Regions from separate parts of the Homo sapiens genome. Here region 1 is linked to region 2. A link is an interaction called in ENCODE POLR2A ChIA-PET data of the cell type or tissue named here. Cell type or tissue: GM12878. All regions are shown on one strand. Each heading gives the region's core, and the rest is flanking DNA. Links, peaks and the distances in the headings are about the cores only.

Region 1 (5,382 bases), core at 276-5,275, 51 kb before region 2:
CACCATTTTACTTTCTGTCTTTGTGAGTTTGACTACTCTGGGTACCTCATCTAGGTAGAATTACACAGTATTTATCCTTTAGTGACTGGCTTATTTCACTAAGCCTAATGTCTTCAAGGTTCATATTCCATTTTAATAGACTGTGGTATGTATCTGCCACAGTGTGTTTATCCATTCATCTGTTGGTGGACACTTGGGTTACTTCCACTTTTTGGCTATTGTGAATAACACTGCTATGAACATGGGTGTATAGATATCTGTTTATGTTCCTACTTGCAATTCTGTTGAATATATACCTATAATGGAATTGCTGGATCTTATGGTAATTCTGTGTGCCATTTTTCAAGGAATCATCATATCATTTTCAACAGCTGCTGTACCATTTTACATCCCACCAACAATGCACCAAGGTTTCCATTTCTCCACATCCTTGTCAACGTTTGTTATTTTCTGTTTGTTTGTGTGTGGTTTTTTTTGATCATAGGTGTCCTATCCTGGTGTGAAGTGGTATCTCATTGTGGTTTTGATTTTCAGTTTTCTAATGATTAGTGATGTTGAGCATCTTTTCATGCGCTTACTGGCCATTTGTATATCTTCCTTGGAAAAATATCTATTCAAGGTATTTGCTGATTTTTAAAATCAGGCTGGGTTGTTTGTTTCTTTGTTGTTGAGTTGTGGGGTTCTTTATCTATTTTGGGTATCAGTCCCTTACCAGATAACAATTCCAAGTATTTTCTCTGTGGATTGCCTTTTTAGTCTGTTAATTATGTCCTTTGAATGCACAGAAGTTTTTAATTTTAATGTTTAATTTATGTATTTTTTTCTTTTGTGCTTTTGGTGTTGTATTCAAGAAATCATTGCCAAATCAATGTCATAAAGTTTTCCCTCTATATTTTCTTCTAAGAGTGTTATGGTTTTAGCTCTTATATTTTAAGTTTTTGATCCATTTTGAGTTACTTTTTGTATGTCATGTAAGGTTAAGGATACAACTTCATTTTTTTGCACGAGTAGCATGTCTTTCTTTCTTTCTTTCTTTCCTTCCTTCCTTCCTTCCTTCCTTCCTTCCTTCCTTCCTTCCTCTCTCTCTCTCTCTCTCTCTTTCTTTCTGTCTTTCTTTTTTTTGGAGTCTTGCTCTGTCACCCAGGCTGGAGTGTAATGGCGTGATCTTGGCTCACTGCAACCTCTGCCTCCCGGGTTCATGTGATTCTCTTGCCTCAGCTTCCTGAATAGCTGGACTACAGACATGCACCACCATGCCCAGCTAATTTTTGTAGTTTTAGTAGAAACAAGATTTCACCATGTTGGCCAGGCTGGTCTCAAACTCCTGACCTCAAGTGATCCGCCTGTCTTGGCCTCCCAAAGTGCTGGGATAACAGGCATGAGCCACCGCACCTGGCCATATGTCTTTCTTTATGCAAATACTACATTGCTTTGATTACTGTAGCTTTGTAGTAAGTTTTGAAATCAGGATGTGTGAGTCCTCCAGATTTGTTCTTTTTCATGATTATTTTGGCTATTTGGGGTCCCTTGGGATTGCTTATGAATTTTAGGGTGGATTTTTCTATTTCTGCAAAAAGTCATTGAGATTTTGATAGCAATTACATTGACTCTGTAGATCACTTTGGGTAGCACTGACATCTCAATATTATGTCTTCCAAGTCATCATGGGATGTCTTTCCATTTACTTATATCTTCTTTAACTTCTTTCACCAGTGTTTTGTAGTTTTTGGTGTAGAAGACGTTCACCTCCTTGATTAAATTTATTCCTAAGTATTATGTTCTTTTCAATACTCACATTCATTTTTGAGGCTCTTGATATATTTAAAAATGAAGAAATGCAAAACAGGATACTAATATGGTAGTCATTTTGAACTGTTTGGTCCCTTCAGTGTGTCTCAGAGATGGTGTTATATAGACAATGACAGTGTTATATAGAGTCAAAAGCCTAGGTTTAAGTCATTTCAAAAATGTGAGCCCCTACCCATTCACCCCACTGTGATTGTAAGAAAGGGTTTGCGAGTTCCTCTTCCTGGGGTAGGAATGGGAATAGTAAAATATTCCCTCAGGTGAGCCCTCCTGGGGGCCAGCAAAGACTTGTCATCACTATAGGCATAATCAATACATCTTCCCAGAAAGTGATTCTGAGAACATTCAGGTGCCTTTAAAGCCTCAGGCTAGAAGACCCCAGAGCCCCAGCATCATGGAGACTGAAGCAGAAACAGTCACTCAGAGCTGCAGAAGAAAGAGAGCCATCAGCTCGCCCACCCCTCGGTCCTGCTCACCCTGCGGGGATTTTGTTGTCTGTCTTTCTGGCCCACCTCGGTTTCAGTTTGAAGAACTGTGCTGAGGACAAAGGTGAGGGAACACAGTGTGATGGCCAGCCCTACTCAGGCATTTCCCCATACCCCAGAAAGCATTTCAACGGCAGGCCTTTCCTCTTCTGTCACTCAACGGTTTGGGGGCTTTCTTACCCTCAGGACAGCTGGTGAAACTGTGTTCTTTTTCAGGCATTGAGTTTATTGTGCATCTTGTTTTTCTGGCCTCTGGGGATACATGTGCAACACAGACACACATGCATGCACACCCACCTCTGTATCCAAATGTCTGCAGAATTCATAGGCGCCAGTGTCTAGAGACAGACTCTGTCTCCTTTTCTTTCTTCTTTCTACCTCCTACTCTCCCTGCTGAAGTCTGTTGTTGTCTTATCCCCAGCCGGAAGCCCCCCTCTGTCACAGGGCCAACTTCCCGGCCACTTGTTCCCCTCCAGCTGCTGCTCCTGCAGGCCCAGCCAACTCCTATTTCCATAGCAACCAAAACTCATTTTTCCATTTCTGCCTTTCTACTTTGGAAGGAAAGCCATAAGTCTTTTTTTTTTTTTATAATTGGGATCCCTGCAATATTTTTTTCCAATTTAAAAAATACATGTAAAATTTATCACCATAACTTTTTTTTTTTTTTTTTTGAGGCAGGGTCTTGCTCTGTTGCTCAGGCTAGAGTACAGTGGTGTAATCATATAGCTCACTGTAGCCTCTAACTCCTGGGCTCAAGCGACCCCCAACCCCACCTCACCCCACCCCACCATGCCTGGCTAACTTTTTAATTTTTTGTAGAGACAGGGTCTCAATATGTTGCCTGGTCTCGAACTCCTGGGTTCAAGCAATCCTCTTGCCTCAGCTTCCCAAAATGCTGGGATTATAGGTATGAGCCACTATGCCCAGCCTATAACTTTTTATTTTTTTATTTTTTTTATTTTTTTTTGAGACAGAGTCTAGCTCTTTGCCCAGGCTACAGTGCAGTGGCACAATCTTGGCTCACTGCAAACTCCACCTCCCGGGTTCAAGCAATTCTCCTGCCTCAGCCTCCTGAGTAGCTGGGACTACAGGCGCCTGCCACCACGCCCAGCTAATTTTTGTATTTTTAGTAGAGACGTGGTTTCACCATGTTAGCCAGGCTGGTATTGAACTCCTTACCTCAGGTGATCCACCCGCCTCGGTCTCCCAAAGTGCTGAGATTATAGGCTTCAGCCACCACGCCCGGCCATCCCTATAACCATTTTCATATCTATGGTTCTGTGATATTAAATATATTCATAGTGATGTGTAACCATCACCACTATCCATCTCTAGAATTCCTTTCATCTTGTAAAACTAAAACTCTGTACCCGTTAAACACTAACTTTCTATTTTCGCCTCCCCGTAGCCCTGGCAACAGCCAATCTGCTGTGTGTCTCTATGAATTTGACTACTCTGAGTGCCTCATACCAGTGGAATCAGATAGTATTTGTTTTTGGTGACTGGCTAATTTTACTTAGCGTGATGACCTCAAGGTTCATCCGTGTCGTAGCCTATGTCAGCATTTCCTTCCTTTTAAGGCTGAATACTATTCCACTGTATATGTTTATGTACCACAGTCTTATCCATTTGTCTGTTGATGTTCACTTGGATTGCTTCTACCTCTTGACTGTTGTGAATGATGCTGCTATGAATGTGAATGTACAAATATCTCTTTGAGACTCTGTTTTCAATATTTTTGAATATATATCCAGAAGTGGAACTGCTAGATCATATGGTAATATGGTTTGGCTCTGTGTCCCCACCCAAATCTCATCTTGAACTGTATTCCCATAATTCCCACCTGTGGTGGGAGCGGCCCAGTTGGAGATAATTTGAATCATGGGATGGTTTCCTCAGTACTGTTCTCGTGGTAGTGAATAAGTCTCATGAGATCTGATGGGTTTATCAGGGGTTTTTGCTTTTGCATCTTTCTCATTTTCTCTAACTGCTGCCATGTAAGAAGTGCCTTTTGCCTCCCACCATAATTCTGAGGCCTCCTCAGCCATGTGGAACAATTAAACCTCCTTTTCTTCCTAGTCTCATGTATGTCTTTATCAGCAGTGTAAAAACAGACTAATACAGTAAATTGGTACCAGTAGAGTGGGGCGCTGCTGAAAAGATACCCAAAAATGTGGAAGCGACTTTGGAACTGGGTAATAGGCAGAGATTGGAACAGTTTGGAGGGCTCAGAAGAAGACACGAAAATGTGGGAAAGTTTGGAACTTCCTAGAGACTTGTTGAATGGCTTTGACAAAATACTGATAATGATATGGACAATGAAATCGAGGCTGAGGTGGTCTCAGATAGAGTTAAGGAACTTGTTGGGAACTGGAGCAAAGGTGACTCTTCTTTATGTTTTAGCAAAGAGACTGGTGGCATTTTGCCCTTGCCCTAGAGATTTGTGGAACTTTGAAATTGAGAGAGATGATTTAGGGTATCTGGTGGAAGATATTTCTAAGCAGCAAAGCATTCAAGAGTTGACTTGGGTGCTGTTAAAGGCATTCAGTTTTAAAAGGGAAGCAGAGCATAAAAGTTCAGAAAATTTGCAGCCTGACAATGCAATAGAAAAGCAAATCCCATTTTCTGAGGAGACATTCAAGCAGGCTGCAAAAATTTGCATAAGTAATGAGGAGCTGAATGTTAATCCCCAGGACAATGGAGAAAATGTCTCCAGGAAATGGCAGAGACCTTTGCGGCAGCCTCTCCCATCACAGGCCCAGAGGTTGAGGAGGAAAAAATGGTTTTGTGGATAGGCCCCAGGGTCCCCATGCTGTGTGCAGTCTAGGGACTTGGTGCCCTGCATCCCAGCCACTCCAGCCGTGGGTGAAAGGGGTCAATGTAGAGCTTGGGCCATGGCTTCGGAGGGTGCAAGCACCAAGCCTTGGCAGCTTCCATGTGGTGTTGAGCCTGTGGCTGCACAGAAGTCAAGAACTGGGGTTTGGGAACCTCCGCCTAGATTTTAGAAGATGTATGGAGACGCCTGGATGCCCAGGCAGAAGTTTGCTGCAGGGTGGGGCTCTCATGGGAACCTCTGCTAGGGCAGTGCAGA
Region 2 (5,382 bases), core at 315-5,314:
AGTTGATTGGAAAAATACATGTTTACAGTTTCCATCACTCCTTAGGCTAAGTGGTATAAGTCATACATGCTTTCTAAAGCACACCAGGCCAGGTGCAGTGGCTCACGCCTGTAATCTCAGCATGTTGGGAGTCTGAGGCGGGTGGATCACTTGAGGCCAGGAGTTTGAGAGCAGCCTGGCCAACATGGTAAAATTCTGTCTCTACTAAAAATACAAAAAATTAGCTGGGTGTGGTGGTGCACGCCTGTAATCCCAGCTACTTGGGAGGCTGAGGCAGGAGAATCACTTGAACATGGAAGTTGGAGGCTGCAGTGAGCCAAGATCGTGCCACTGCACTCCAGCCTGGGTGACAGAGCCAGACTCTTGTCTCAAAACAAACAAAAACAAACAAACAAAAACCCTATAAACATACCAATTACAGTACCTGCAAATGAAGGTTAAGTGTTACCAAATTAATAAATATAATTAATTACTGTTTATTTGCTTTAGAAAATAATTGGCCATGAAGCCAGAGGACCATATCTATCTTGTTCATTGTTGTATTCCCAGCCCCTAGCATTGTGCCTGAGACATCACAGATCCCCTTTAAATACTTGCTGAGTGAATTCACTTTTTAAATAACAGCCACATTTCATCCTTTTGATCTCTCCAAACTTGATTTAGATGCAACTTCTCCAGGAGTGCTTATGTTACCCAAAGAGAAACAGATGCACAAAGAGAAGGAATGAGATGCTCGGGGATATTTTATCAAGGAAACCAGCAAACCGTCTTTTTCCTGAAGACCTTTTAAGATTAGGACAAGCAGCTGTTTATAAAAGCAGAACAGTGTTAAGATTTGAACTGTAAAGTAGGATCATGCTTTGAAGTATATTCTAGCTAAAAGCAGGGGATAAACTAGATAAAACTTGGAGACTCTAAGACCTGACCCTGATTAAGTGGGCCTACAAGTGAGAATCTGAAGAACAGCTCTCTGGCTGAACATATCCCTTGGATGTTGTTATTACCAGCTGCCTCTAGATTTGAGAACAGTGCTGAGCATGCTTTTAAATGATCTTTGAGGTACTTTAAGCTAGCTACACCTGAAAGCATACCTAGCCCTCATTTCTGTTTGCTTGAACAAGAGCCTGAAAAAGAAGTCTAAAGAACTTTCTAGTGATATCCTTCAGTCCTGTTCTAAAAAGAACCTGTGTTCTTCACCGAGTTAAGGAAATTTCACAACTCCCAGGGGCTAATGTGGAGTTCATTTTCACTTACTGCTGAATCAACTGAAGTTCCTTTCAGAGTCTTTTCCTAGAGTGGAAAAGTATCTGAGCTCTTCAACCTACTATTCATTAGTGCTGAGAGACAAAAATCATGTTAGAGTCTATAATGTAATGGAGCATAAAACATTTAAGTTATGAATCTGCATAAAATGTGTAAAAGATGAAAAAACATACTTTAATGTTTGTCAGTACTTATTGATCAGTGAAAGAACATTTTCATTAATGCCTCAGCCTGTGAATGGATGTCAATAAAGATGAGTGAGAAGGTATTTCATATACACACACTTGTTCAATATTTATTATATGTTTATTATTCATAATGTATTATTATTTATACGGGAATAATAATCTCTTCTGTAGCCAACACAGCACCTACCCTAGTATACATACATGGTGTAAGTATTTAAATATGTGTAAATTAAGTAAATTATAACAAAGTCACAAAACTGGTGAGCCCAATATAAGAAATGACAGTGCCACTACAACAATCTTCAAACTTTAAAAATTATTTACTGCGGAACTAATTTTATGAATATAATTAAAATATTATCTTTTTGTCTCAACGTGTTCATATGTTAGATTCATATATGTGGATTTAATGCGTACAATACTGTAACAAAGTTGGAAATTGCTGGCTGGGAATCCCTTTTTTTTTTTTTTTTTTGAGACAGAGTCTCACTCTGTGGCCCAGGCTGGAGTACAGTGGCACAATCTTGTCTCACTGCAAACTCCACCTCCCAGGTTCAAGAAGTTCTCTTGCCTTAGCCTCCTGAGTAGCTTGGATTACAGGTGTGCACCACCACACCCAGCTAATTTTTATTTTTTTGAGACGGAGTCTCGCTCTGTCGCCCAGGCTGGAGTGCAGTGGAGCGATCTCCTCTCACTGCAAGCTCTGCCTCCTGGGTTCATGCCATTCTCCTGCCTCAGCCTCCCGAGTAGCTGGGACTATAGGCGCCCGCTACCACGCCCGGCTAATTTTTTTTTTTTTTTTGTATTTTTAGTAGATAACAGGGTTTCACTGTGTTAGCCAGGATGGTCTTGATCTCCTGACCTCGTGATCCACCCACCTCGGCCTCCCAAAGTGCTGGGATTACAGGAGTGAGCCACCGCGCCCGGCCCACACCCAGCTAATTTTTATATTTTTAGTACAGATGGGGATTCACCATGTTGGCCAAGCTGGTCTCGAACTCACACCCTCAGGTGATCCATCTGCCCTGGCCTCCCAAAGTGCTGGGATTACAGGTGTGAGCCACCACGCCCGGCCTGGAATCACTTTTTTTTTTTTTTAACCAGCTTTATTGAGATAGTTTTATACTTGATAAAATTTATACTTCAGTGGTTTCTAGTGTATTCAGAGTTGTGCAAGTATCTCCACAATCTAATTTTAAAACTATTTTATTGCCCCCCAGAAGAAACCCTGTACATAGCTATTAGCAGTCACTCTCCATTCTTCATCCCCCTTCTCCCATGTCAGTCCTAGGCAACCACTAATCTACTTTCTGTCTACTTTCTTACTTTATTCTGGACATTTCATATAAATATAATCAAACAGTCAAGCCTTTTGTATCTGGCTTTCATACTTTTTATTTTTTAATTTTCATTATTATTATTATTATTTTGAGACAAGCGTTTTGCTCTTGTCACCCAGGCTAGAATGCAGTGGCTGTATCTCAGCTCACTGCAACCTCTGCCTCCTGGGTTCAAGCGATCCTCCTGCCTCAGCCTCCTGAGTAGCTGAGATTATAGATGCACACCACAACGCCTGGCAAATTTTTGTATTTTTAGTAGAGACAGGGTTTCACTATGTTGTCCATGCTGGTCTCGAACTCCTGACCTCAAGTGATCTGCCCACCTCGGCCTCCCAAAATGCTGGAATTACAGGCATGAGCCACCACGCCCGGCCTAATTTTTTTAAAATTAAACATCTTTGTGTAATAATTCTGTCTTCTGAGTTGGCTTACTAGGGGATGTATCTGGCTTTTATCACTTAGCATTATGTTTTCAAAGTTCATCTGTGTTGTACTATCAGTACTTAATCTTTTTTTATGGCTGAATAACATTCCAGTTTGTGTATATGCCATTTTTGTTTATCCAGTCATCAGCTGATAGACATTTGGGTTGTTTCCACTTTTGGGCTATTGTGAATCATACTGCTGTGAACATTTGTATGTAAGTTTTTGTATGGACATATGTTTTAATTTCTCTTGGGTTGCTGGGTTATATGGTAACTATGTTTAACTTTTTGAAGAACTGTTTTCCAAAACAACCATCATTTTACATTCCCACCAGCAGTGTACCAGGGTTCGAGGGTTCTACTTTCTCTGCATCTTCAATTACACTTTGTATTACTCTGTTCTCATGCTGCTAATAAGGGCATACCTGAGTAGGGTAATTTATAAAGAAAAAGAAGTCTAATAGACTCACAGTTCCACAGGGTTGGGGAGGCCTCACAATCATGGCAGAAGGCAAAGGAGTAGCAAAGTCACATCTTACATGGTGGCAGGCGAGAGAGAGAGCATGTGTTGGGGAAACTCCCCTTTATAAAACCATCAGATCTGGTGAGACTTAATTTTTTTTTTTTTTTTTTTTTTTTTTTGGAGAAGGTGTCTCGCTCTGTCATCCAGGCTGAAGTGCAGTGGCAATGATCTTGGCTCATTGCAACCTCTGCCTCCTGGTTTCAAGCAATTCTCCTGCCTCAGCCTCCCAAGTAGCTGAGATTACAGGTGCCACCACCATGCCCTGATAATTTTTTGTATTTTTAGTAGAGATGGGGGTTTCACCATGTTGGCTAGGTTGGTCTTGAATTCCTGATCTCTGGTGATCTGCCCTCTTCGGCCTCCCAAAGTGCTGGGATTACAGGTGTGAGCCACCACACCCAGCCTCGTGAGACTTACTATCACGAGAACAACATGGGAAAGACCCACCCTCATGATTTAATTACCTCCCACTGGGGCCCTCCCACTACACGTGGGAATTATGGGAGCTACAATTCGAGTTTTGGGTGGGGACACAGTCAAACCATATCACACTTACTATTGTTTGTCTTTTTTATTGTAGCCATCCTGATGAGAGTGAAGTGGTATCTCATTGTGGTTTTGATTTGCATTTCTCTAACAACTAATGTGTTGAGCATCTTTTCATGTGCATATTGGCTATTTGTAGATCTTCTTTGAAGAAATGTCTACTCAGATACTGTGACCACTTTTTAATTGGATTATTTATGTCTTTGTTGTTTAGTTGTAAGTGCTCTTTATATATTCTGTACACTAAACCCTTATCAGATACAGACTGTCCTTACCTTATCATGGTTCAAGTTAGGATTTTTTTTTTTTTTTTTTTTTTTGAGATGGAGTCTCACTCTGTCACTTAGGCTGGAGTGCAGTGGCGCAATCTCAGCTCACTGCAACCTCCACCTCCTGGGTTCAAGCAATTCCCCTGCCTCAGCCTCCCGAGTAGCTGGGATTATAGGCACGTGCCAACATGCCTGGCTATTTTTTGTATTTTTAGTAGCAATGGGGTTGGCCAAGCTGGTTAACCATGTTGGCCAGGCTGGTCTCGAACTCCTGATCTCAGGTGATCCACCTGCCTCGGCCTTCCAAAGTGCCAGGATTACAGGCATGAGCCACTGCGCCCAGCTGACTTAAGATTTTTTGACGTTGCAGTGGTGCTAAGGTGATACCCATTCAGTAGAAATTGTACTTTGAATTTTGAATTTTTATCTTTTCCCAGGCTAGAGATATATAGTAGATAATCTCTCATGATGGCTTAGCTTTCAGTCAGCCACATGATCACAAAGACAAACAACCCATACTGTATGATGGACTGCGTTGCCAGATGATTTTGCCCAACTGTAGGCTACAGTCAATGTTCTGAGCACATTTAAGGTAGGCTAGACTAAGCTATGATGTTCAGTAGGTTAAGTGTATTAGCTGCATATTCAACTTAACAGTATTTTCAACTTAAAATGGGTTTATCAGGACAAAACTTCATTGTAAGTTGAGGAGCATCTGTAATTTATTTGCAAATATTTTCTCTCATTCTGTTTTGTCTTTCTTTGCACTTTCTTAACAGTGTCTTTTGACACTGAAAAGGTTTTCTATTTTGATGAAGTTTAATCTAC

The links. ChIA-PET counts read pairs that join two places held together with the same protein. Peaks named below come from ENCODE experiments on the same cell type or tissue, not always from the same donor. Only the 100,000 strongest peaks of a DNase experiment are listed, where the experiment ranks them.
Region 1: POLR2A ChIA-PET joins it to region 2 with 5 read pairs; 11 of 35 experiments call an interaction of 5 or more read pairs at or near these places.

Annotation. Positions count from the first base shown.
Region 1 is chr16:53,069,456-53,074,837 of GRCh38, forward strand. All of the region lies in intron 1 of CHD9 (chromodomain helicase DNA binding protein 9), which reads left to right. Among named protein-coding and RNA genes, the nearest start is that of CHD9, 17 kb to the left of the region's middle. RefSeq lists an enhancer at 2,647-2,806. In GM12878, for the core only: no CTCF peak of the experiment used is centred there; a DNase peak (open chromatin) is centred at 2,440; H3K4me3 peaks cover 842 bases; H3K27ac peaks cover 1,980 bases.
Region 2 is chr16:53,120,637-53,126,018 of GRCh38, forward strand. All of the region lies in intron 1 of CHD9 (chromodomain helicase DNA binding protein 9), which reads left to right. Among named protein-coding and RNA genes, the nearest start is that of CHD9, 68 kb to the left of the region's middle. RefSeq lists a silencer at 888-1,088. In GM12878, for the core only: no CTCF peak of the experiment used is centred there; no DNase peak of the experiment used is centred there.